2 separate regions of the Homo sapiens genome follow, and region 2 is linked to region 1. A link is an interaction called in ENCODE POLR2A ChIA-PET data of the cell type or tissue named here. Cell type or tissue: A673. All regions are shown on one strand.

The links. Peaks named below come from ENCODE experiments on the same cell type or tissue, not always from the same donor. Only the 100,000 strongest peaks of a DNase experiment are listed, where the experiment ranks them.
Region 2: POLR2A ChIA-PET joins it to region 1 with 9 read pairs; 3 of 35 experiments call an interaction of 5 or more read pairs at or near these places.

The regions. Positions count from the first base shown.
Region 1 is chr14:74,979,137-74,983,136 of GRCh38, reverse strand. No RefSeq gene overlaps it. Among named protein-coding and RNA genes, the nearest start is that of EIF2B2, 22 kb to the left of the region's middle. RefSeq lists enhancers at 1,340-1,963, 1,964-2,589, 2,590-3,215. In A673, a CTCF peak has its summit at 3,411; DNase peaks (open chromatin) are centred at 2,086, 2,646 and 3,456; H3K27ac peaks cover 3,424 bases.
Region 2 is chr14:74,890,608-74,894,607 of GRCh38, reverse strand. It overlaps DLST (dihydrolipoamide S-succinyltransferase), which reads right to left. Exons shown (of 15, transcript NM_001933.5): 7 at 3,441-3,552; 8 at 1,622-1,774; 9 at 1,184-1,260; 10 at 199-296. Among named protein-coding and RNA genes, the nearest start is that of DLST, 11 kb to the right of the region's middle. RefSeq lists an enhancer at 1,477-1,626. In A673, no CTCF peak of the experiment used is centred here; no DNase peak of the experiment used is centred here.

The DNA of each region.
Region 1 (4,000 bases):
TACCCTCTTTAGCCTCCCAAAGTTCTGTGACTACAGGTGTGAGCCACCATGCCTGGCCCTAAACATGATTTTTAGGGCTGCCTTTTCATTCCTCGTAGATGGAATGGCACGTATTTCACCAGTATCCTACTCTTAAATACTGAGATACTTTCTTTGTCTGCTTGGTTTGTTTGTTCACTATTATAAATGGCCCCGAGAAAAACATCTTGGTAGAAATTTTTTGGAGGGCCCTCCTGTGGCCCTGCCTGACTTCTGACGTCTCAGGTGATTTCCCAAGGGAGAACCCCAGGAGTAGAATTGCTCTTCAAAGTGATAAACACTCCCCAGTCTCTTGATAAATATCCCCCCAAACTTTCCAGAAAAATCATGCCCACTGCTCCTCCATGAGCAGGGTAGGAAATCCAGAGGCTTTTCCTTTGCTCACCACACATTCAGCAAATTTCTGAGCATCCATGGGCCTGGCCCTGAGGACCTGGGGTGCTGGGCTGTGCCTCATCTCTCCCTGGAGAAAGGTGGAGAGCTCTACAAACAAGGGTTCAGGGACTCCTGCAGCTCCCTGTCTTAAATCCTTGATGGCCATGGAGCCGAGTGGCTCGGGAGAGAGCCAGCCTGGGCAAGGAAGCAACTAGTGGGGTGGGGGTACAGCATCTCTATCCCAGGTGTGGCTTAAGGCTGGCCTAGGTCCACTCTGCAGACCCCTTAGTGGCTGCCCAGCCAGCCCCATGCAGAGGAGTAGCTATGTAAATGACAGCTGTTGAGGGTTTACTATGGGCCGGGCCCACTGACCCCTCACACAAACCCTGTGCTACAAGTACCTTTATTATCTCCGTTTTGCTGACCAAGGGACCGGGTTCCATTTGGTACTGTGTTTAAGGCACACAGCTGGTGTGCAGTAGAGCTGGGATTCATAATCAGGTCTAACTCCAGAGCTTGTGCTCTAGATGGTTCCCACGTCCTGCTGCTTCTCCCAGGGGCTCTCCTGGCATCCCAAGTCTGGGAGAAGAAAAGGAAGCACTGTGGGCCAGTGATGGTCTGTGGGGTGGGATCAGCTCTGCCCTCTCTGCCCAGCCTTGCTCAGCCCTAGGCCAGAGACCTCTGGCCACAGGGAATGAGGAACACTCCATGTCCCAGAGGGATCTGGCTAGGGCAGGAATGGGGCGACTAGGGCAGGGGCAGCGGGATCCACGCTGCACACAGAAAGCCTGATTGTGTACAGACTGTGTTCTTTGGAAAAACAAGTATCATGAAGTCGTCTTGTTTTGGACAATCTGATGTCCCAGAGACCCAATGCCAAAAAAAAAAAAAAAAAAAAGGGCTGAGGAACTGGAGCCAGCACCGTTGAAGCCTTCAGGTGAAGCTGGCCCTTCAAGGGTGGGGAATGGGAGCTCCCGCAGGCTCCCAAGCTGGAACCCGGTGCTGACGGCTCCTAGGGGTCCAGGCTTTGGGCCGGAGAAATTATTCCACATACAGATGGGAGCAGATCAGAGGAGCTCAGAGTCCTCTCCCGGACCACAGCCTGGAGGGCCACGTGCAGAGGGGCCTCACCACATCCAGGAAGCACCAAGATCCGCCTGAGCCCAAGGAGCAGGCGCAGAGGCAGCCAGGTTGGGGGCCGGCCAGGCCTCAGGCTGTCAGAGCACCCTACAAGGCAGGGAAGGCTGCTCAGCATGAACCCAGGCGGGGAGGGAGATCTTTTTTCCAGAACAAGACTCCCTGTGGGGCGCAGGAAAGAACTCAGTGGGCTCAAGAGTCTGGGACGTGCCTGCCTGACTCCGCTCAGGTCAAGAGGGCAGCCCACTGGCCTGGCCTCACCAGCCAAAGCCAACACAGGAAATGCCAACCAGACCTCAACATCCGGGCACCCAATTTGCTCTGGCTGGCAGGGAGCGTCGGTCTTCCCGGGCTCAGTTGTTGGCAGTGCTAACCAGAGGGAACCATGGCTTTAGTGCTCGCTCAGCGGATGCGGGGTCCCCGGGCATGTCCTCATGGGCTCTCAGCCCCAGGACAGGAGGAGCTGGGCAAACACACAGGAGACCAGCAGGCAGCAGGAGGGAGCCAGGCGTTTCCCTGGACGGCGGCCATCGGGCTGTTGTTGGGATCCAGTTTCAAGCTCCTTCGAGGAGAGCCGCATGGGGTCATCCCCTCCACGACGCCCCAGGAAGGAGACTGATGAGCAGACAGTTGTTAACGCCGCGCCGCCGCCGCCACCGTGGTGATTAAGGCCGCAGTAATTGGCCTCGCAGCCAGGCAGGGGCCGGGCCTGACAGCCGGCAGCCGCCAGGGTCTGCAGAGTAGGGGAGGGGGCGGCCCGTGCTGTAGCTGTGTGCGCTGATGGGATTAGGTTGTGAATTGACACTCAATCCTCCTTAGTGATTTCCTTCCTGGGGCCCCAGCCAGGGCCAGGACTGTGGGGATGGGGGTGGGCTGTGGGCAGAGAGCAGACATCAGCCTTTCCAGGCTCCTTTTAAGCTGGCCACTAGCTGGGGTGGGGGTGCAGGGTCTTCATCCAGGACTAAGCTTGGCCAAAGCCTGCTCTGCAGTCCCTCCGCAACTGCCCAGCCAGCTCCATGTGGAGGATGAGCTTTTCCAGTAGGGACCTTCTTTCCCACATTCCCACTGGTGCTTGGCGCTAGTCAAGCCTTGCGGGTGGCCTCTGTACTCCCAGCATGGAGCCTGGCACAGAGTAAGTTTACTAAGGATATTGGCAAACGGAATGGATGGATGTCCTCTTCCCTGATTGGCCTAAGTGCCTTGTGGGAGAATCTCTGTGACCCCCTCCAAGGTCTGGGTGGTACCTGTGGGAGCATTTTTTTACAATCTCAGGAGTGAAGAGCTCTCCAAAGACCACTAGGTCCCTGGCCCTGCCTCTCCCAAGAGCATCCCTCCAGCCCTCTCTGCTGGGCAGCTGTTCCACACTTCTGAGTTCTCCCCCCTGCATTCGTGCCTGTGTGCATGAGCATGTGTGCGCATGCATGCACCTGGGGATGTGTGCTTACGTCCGCCCAGGAGGGACACTGGCTATTTTCTTCCCCACGCATCCTCCGTGTCCTCTTGGCTTCCCGGGGTCCCTCTCGGAGGTCCTAGGCAGGAAGGAGGAAGGCTGTGTGTCTGGCGTGAAGGCCTGTGGGTCACGAGCTTTCCAGAGCCTTCCTTGTTTACTCTTCAGGCCGAGGCCCAGGCCACATCGGCCTCCCACCTGCTTGTCCCCTCAGGCTCTTCCCTGAGGGAGTGCCCCAGGCTCTCTGTGAGTAAGAGCTGGCTCTTGGCTGCTCTAGGCTATGGCTGGAATAAGGGGCATCCCCTCCACTGCTGGATGTGCTGGAGGCCAGGGCGCTAGAGACGGCAGCAGCCGTGGAGGGAGCACACAGGCCCAGCTGTCAGCCTCAGTAGGCAGGGGCAGAGCCAGCTCCCACTGGTGGTGTTAGGCAAGAAATGCCCCTAAGGCCTGGGGAGACATGTGCATATCCCAGGCACGTTCAGGCTGAAATGCAATCCGTCTTGCCTTCTTGCCAGGTTTGCCTTGAAAACCCCTCCACTGCCAGCTGCTCAGCTCTGCCCAGCCTAGGCCTCCAGGGCCCCAGGCTCCGCTGCCTGAGGAAAACCTGGATCCTTCAGGGAGGAGGGGCACCGCCGCCGCATTCCAAGGAGACCTCACACCCTCCCTCGCCTGCTGCTGCTTCCTTCTTATTCTTCGGCCCCTCTCCCCCATCCCAACCCACCACCCCCCCAGGGCTTTTCTAGCCCTCTGCTCCTCACATCCTCCTGCCCCCAGGGAAGAGGCTGAAAGCTGTGGTAGGATGAGCACGAGGCCTGGCTGTGCAGCCCGGGACAGCCAAGAAACTTCTCTGAGCCTCTGTTTCCTCATCTTTAAAATGGGAGTGACGAATGTCCACACCCTAATTACTGGCCTTGGAAGGATATCAATGATGCATTGCTGAGCGAAAGCAGCAGGATGTAATTCAGAAGGCATTGGAGATGCTCTGGAAAGATAGCCAATAAA
Region 2 (4,000 bases), 89 kb after region 1:
TGCCACTGCACTCCAGCCTGGGAGACAGCGAGACTCCATCTCAAAAAACAAAAACAAAAACAAACAAACAAAAAACAATAAACAAATACCTCTTCCCTGACAAGTTAGTTTTAGAATCAGCACTAGATAAGGAGTGGGGCAAGTTCGTGTTCTCTAAGAAAAAGGGGCCTAGGGGATAAGAGGGACTAGAGACACTACCTCATGTCAATCTCATTAAAAGTTGTCAGCATTGCACATGTATTCTGGGCCTCCTTCAGACGCTGAGCAATGCGCTGCCGCATCCTGTTCATTTTCTCCTGAAAGTAAGAGTGGAACAAGCATTGACAATCTGATCTCTCTGGGTCAAGCATTCCCCGTGTAGTCAGAAAGAACACGGCTTGCCACGAGTAGATGGCCAAGGACTACAGTATCTAAGTACACGAGCTCCAGGCTTCCCTTTCCTGTGGTGGCCCTTTCTCCTCCAAGCAAAAACATGCAAACACAGGCCAAAACTACTCACTCAGATGTGCCTAAAGCTTGACCAAGAATGAAGGCTCAGAAACAGTGATTTAAAAACCAAAACCCATTTATAAAAGAATGTAGTGTAGTGTAGTCTAGCCAACATAAGAATCATAAGAAAAAGGGCACTTTCTGTTGATAAAGATTTGCATAAGAATAGCTATTTGTGGAACAGAACCTCATGAGCAACAAACTTTCGAGGCTATCATATTTTTAGGAAGTATTCTCAGGCAGAGGAACCACAATCCTGACCATACTTCCTTGAGGCTTTATGTCTGCACCTGACAGCTATTGCTACTGAGTATTATCCCTTAGCTACAGCTAAGTATCCCAGAAGTATAGGAATAGAGCTCACTAAACCACCTCTCTGAAGCGTGTGACATCGTGGGAGGACGGGGGTGAGTTACTAAGCTACCACCCCTACAAATATTTAACTTACCCAAGGCTTTCACTGGTAGCATAATATAGTAGGAAAACCACTGAACAAGTGTTCAGAAGACCTCAGGTTCTAGTCCTATCATTTGATGGTTATGTGACTATGAAGAAGTTATATCCTAAACTCCCTTTATCAAGGTTGAGGGAATGAGCTGCCAGGCATTCAAAGGTAGGCATCACCACACCCATACTCCACTAATCTCAACACTGCCCCCTGCCTCTTTCCTGAAAGTGGTCCTCAGAGGCTTACCCGATGTTCTGAACGCAGACCTTTGCCAGCTCCTGGCTCAGCTAGTGGTGGGGCAACAGTGGGTTTTACTGCAGACACTGAAAATGAAAAGAGGATAAAGCTGCATCAGACAAGGAAAGAAACATCTGCTGAGTTTGTGCCAGTGCTTTCATATGTACTGTTACTTAATCTTCAAGATATTCTGAGGTATATTAGTATCACTCCAACTTCACAGATGAACAATCTGTTCAGATAAATTAAGTGACTAGCCTAAAGACACACAGCTAGTAACAGAAAGCTGAGATGCAAAGCAGGCCTTTGGATACAAAGTCTAGAATTCTTTCTACAAAGCAGCCAACCTGGCCTGTTCAGAACCATCATCAGTCTAGAGTTTACCCTTTGAAGGAACATATTAGACGAGATGTTCTCCCACATGACATGTGGGAGTTGGAAGCCTACCAGGTTTGCCAGAAGGAGGCTGTGAGGGCGAGGGCACCGGTGGCATCTGAGTGGGTATGGGTGCTGCAGGGGGAGGAACTGCCGCTGCTGTAGGTTCTGCTTTTGGGGCTGCAGCAGCAGGAGCTTCAGCCGGCTTGGCCTTAGCAGGAGCAGCTGAAAAACAAGAAAAGTATATGCCACTGGCACTGTCTGAAATGAGAAGCAACCAAGCAAAATTTAGTGGCAAAAACTCTAGCTCCAATCAAGTAACGAATGTCTACTGGGTATCAGCAATATGCAAAGCACTATGAGACACACACACAATGACATAAGGCACTATTCTCTAGTCCTCAGGGTCCCTAAATGTCCATCAGATAACTGGCTCAACTTAGCTCCCTTCCCAATTTCACAGGTTTCCACTGAATAAATTCAGCAAGTACTTTCAAAGCACCTATCAAGCCCAAGAAAATGTAAACTTCCAAGGAAAAAAAAAAACACCTAGGCAATTTAAAATATTGAAATGCATACATAAACATATTTCTAATTACTGATACTCTTCATCCTCTATTTTAACATTATATATGCAAGAATACTATTAAAAAATAGGCTGGGTGCAGTTGCTCACGCCTGTAATCCCAGGATTACAGGCCAAGGGATTACTCCCCTTGGGAGGCCAAGGCAGGCGGATCACAAGGTCAACAGATCAAAACCATCCTGGCCAACATGGTGAAAGCCCGTCCCTACCAAAAATACAAAAATTAGCTGGGCGTGGTGGCATGTGCCCATAGTCCCAGCTACTCGGCAGGCTGAGGCAGGAGAATCACTTGAACTCCGGAGGCGGAGGTTGTAGTGAATCAAGATCAGGCCACTGCACTCCAGCCTGGCGACAGAGTGAAACTCCATCTCAAAAAATAAAATAGTCATCGAGGGTTGACTTAGGCTTAAGAAAGCACTTCATCCAGGATGACTCATAAATCACTGAAGTGGCCAAGTAATAATCTCACAACTTTAAATGAAATGTTTGTTTCTGTTTTTCACCCATCTGGACATTATATCCAGGGTTAGTGCTAAGACAAACTTCTGCAACAGGAGGACTACCTTATTTCCCAGCCTTCTACCATACATGTTTTCTACTCTGAGCTTCTGGTCTTGCCTGACTAACCTCAATCATGCGGTCTATCTGCCTTATTAGTGTAACAGTGAAAAAGAAATAGACTTCTGTGACTCGTTGGTCTACGGGTACGATTCTCGCTTAGGAAAAAGAAATAGACTTTTTAGTGGTTATAAAATTTAACTAAGAGTCAGATAAAGTTATTAATCTCTAATCCTATCAGGTCCAGTACAAATTCGTTTCTCATTTCTTCCCAAAAGAAATACCAACCCTTCCTAGAGATATGAGAGAACAGATGTGAAAAGAAACAACACTGAATTCCCCATAAAAGACAATGAGCATTTCCTTTGAGCATTCTGTCAGTGCTCAAAAAGTTTTGAAGCATTTCAGATTTTGGATTTTCAGTTTTGGAGCATTTCAGATTTTGAATTTTCAGATTAGGTATGCTCAATCTGTATATCTATAAGAAAAGGTCCAGTTTCTCAGCTCCTGCTAAGAAACACCCATGGAAAGAACAGAGTATAAGGTTTATTTTTTAAAAAATACACTTTTCTTTTAGAATTTGACATTTGAAGTTCACACTATATATAAATTTACCCCTTATTCCCTCAACTAAGGGCAGCTGGAATGACAAGAGTCTTTGACATATCGGGGAATTAGCACATTATGCTCAGTCCCAATCCCAAGAGGGAACACTGGAGACCTTGACCACCAGGAGAACTTCTTTACCACCAGTTTTCCTGAGTGTGAAAAGTGGAGTGCCTCCTTCGACTTTTCCCCCATCAGGTACCAAAAGAGCTTCAATCACGCCATTTGCTGGTGATGGAACCTGCACAGATGTCTGGAAGAGGAAGACAGATGGAGGAAGTCCAAATGTTTATCCAGCATTAGAAAATTAGCTGTATAGAATCTCCAATGAAGCCAGGCACAGTGGCTCATGCCTGTAGTCCCAGCATATTGGGATGCCAAGGCAGGCGGATCACTTGAGGTCAGGAGTTCAAGACCAGCCTGGCCAACATGGTGAAACCCCATCTCTACTAAAAACTACAAAAATGTAATCCCAGCTACTTGGGAGGCTGAGGCACGAGAATCGCTTGAACCTGGCAGGTGGAGCCGATATCGTGCCACTGCACTCCAGCCTGGGTGATAGAGCGAAACGTCTCAAAACAACAACAACAACAGCGTATCTCCAGTGAGTAACAAGAGTTGCAACACAATATATAAGGCCTTGCACACAAACATCTAAGGCCATAATTTCAGAGCAAGGGTGATAACAAGTCATCGCTACT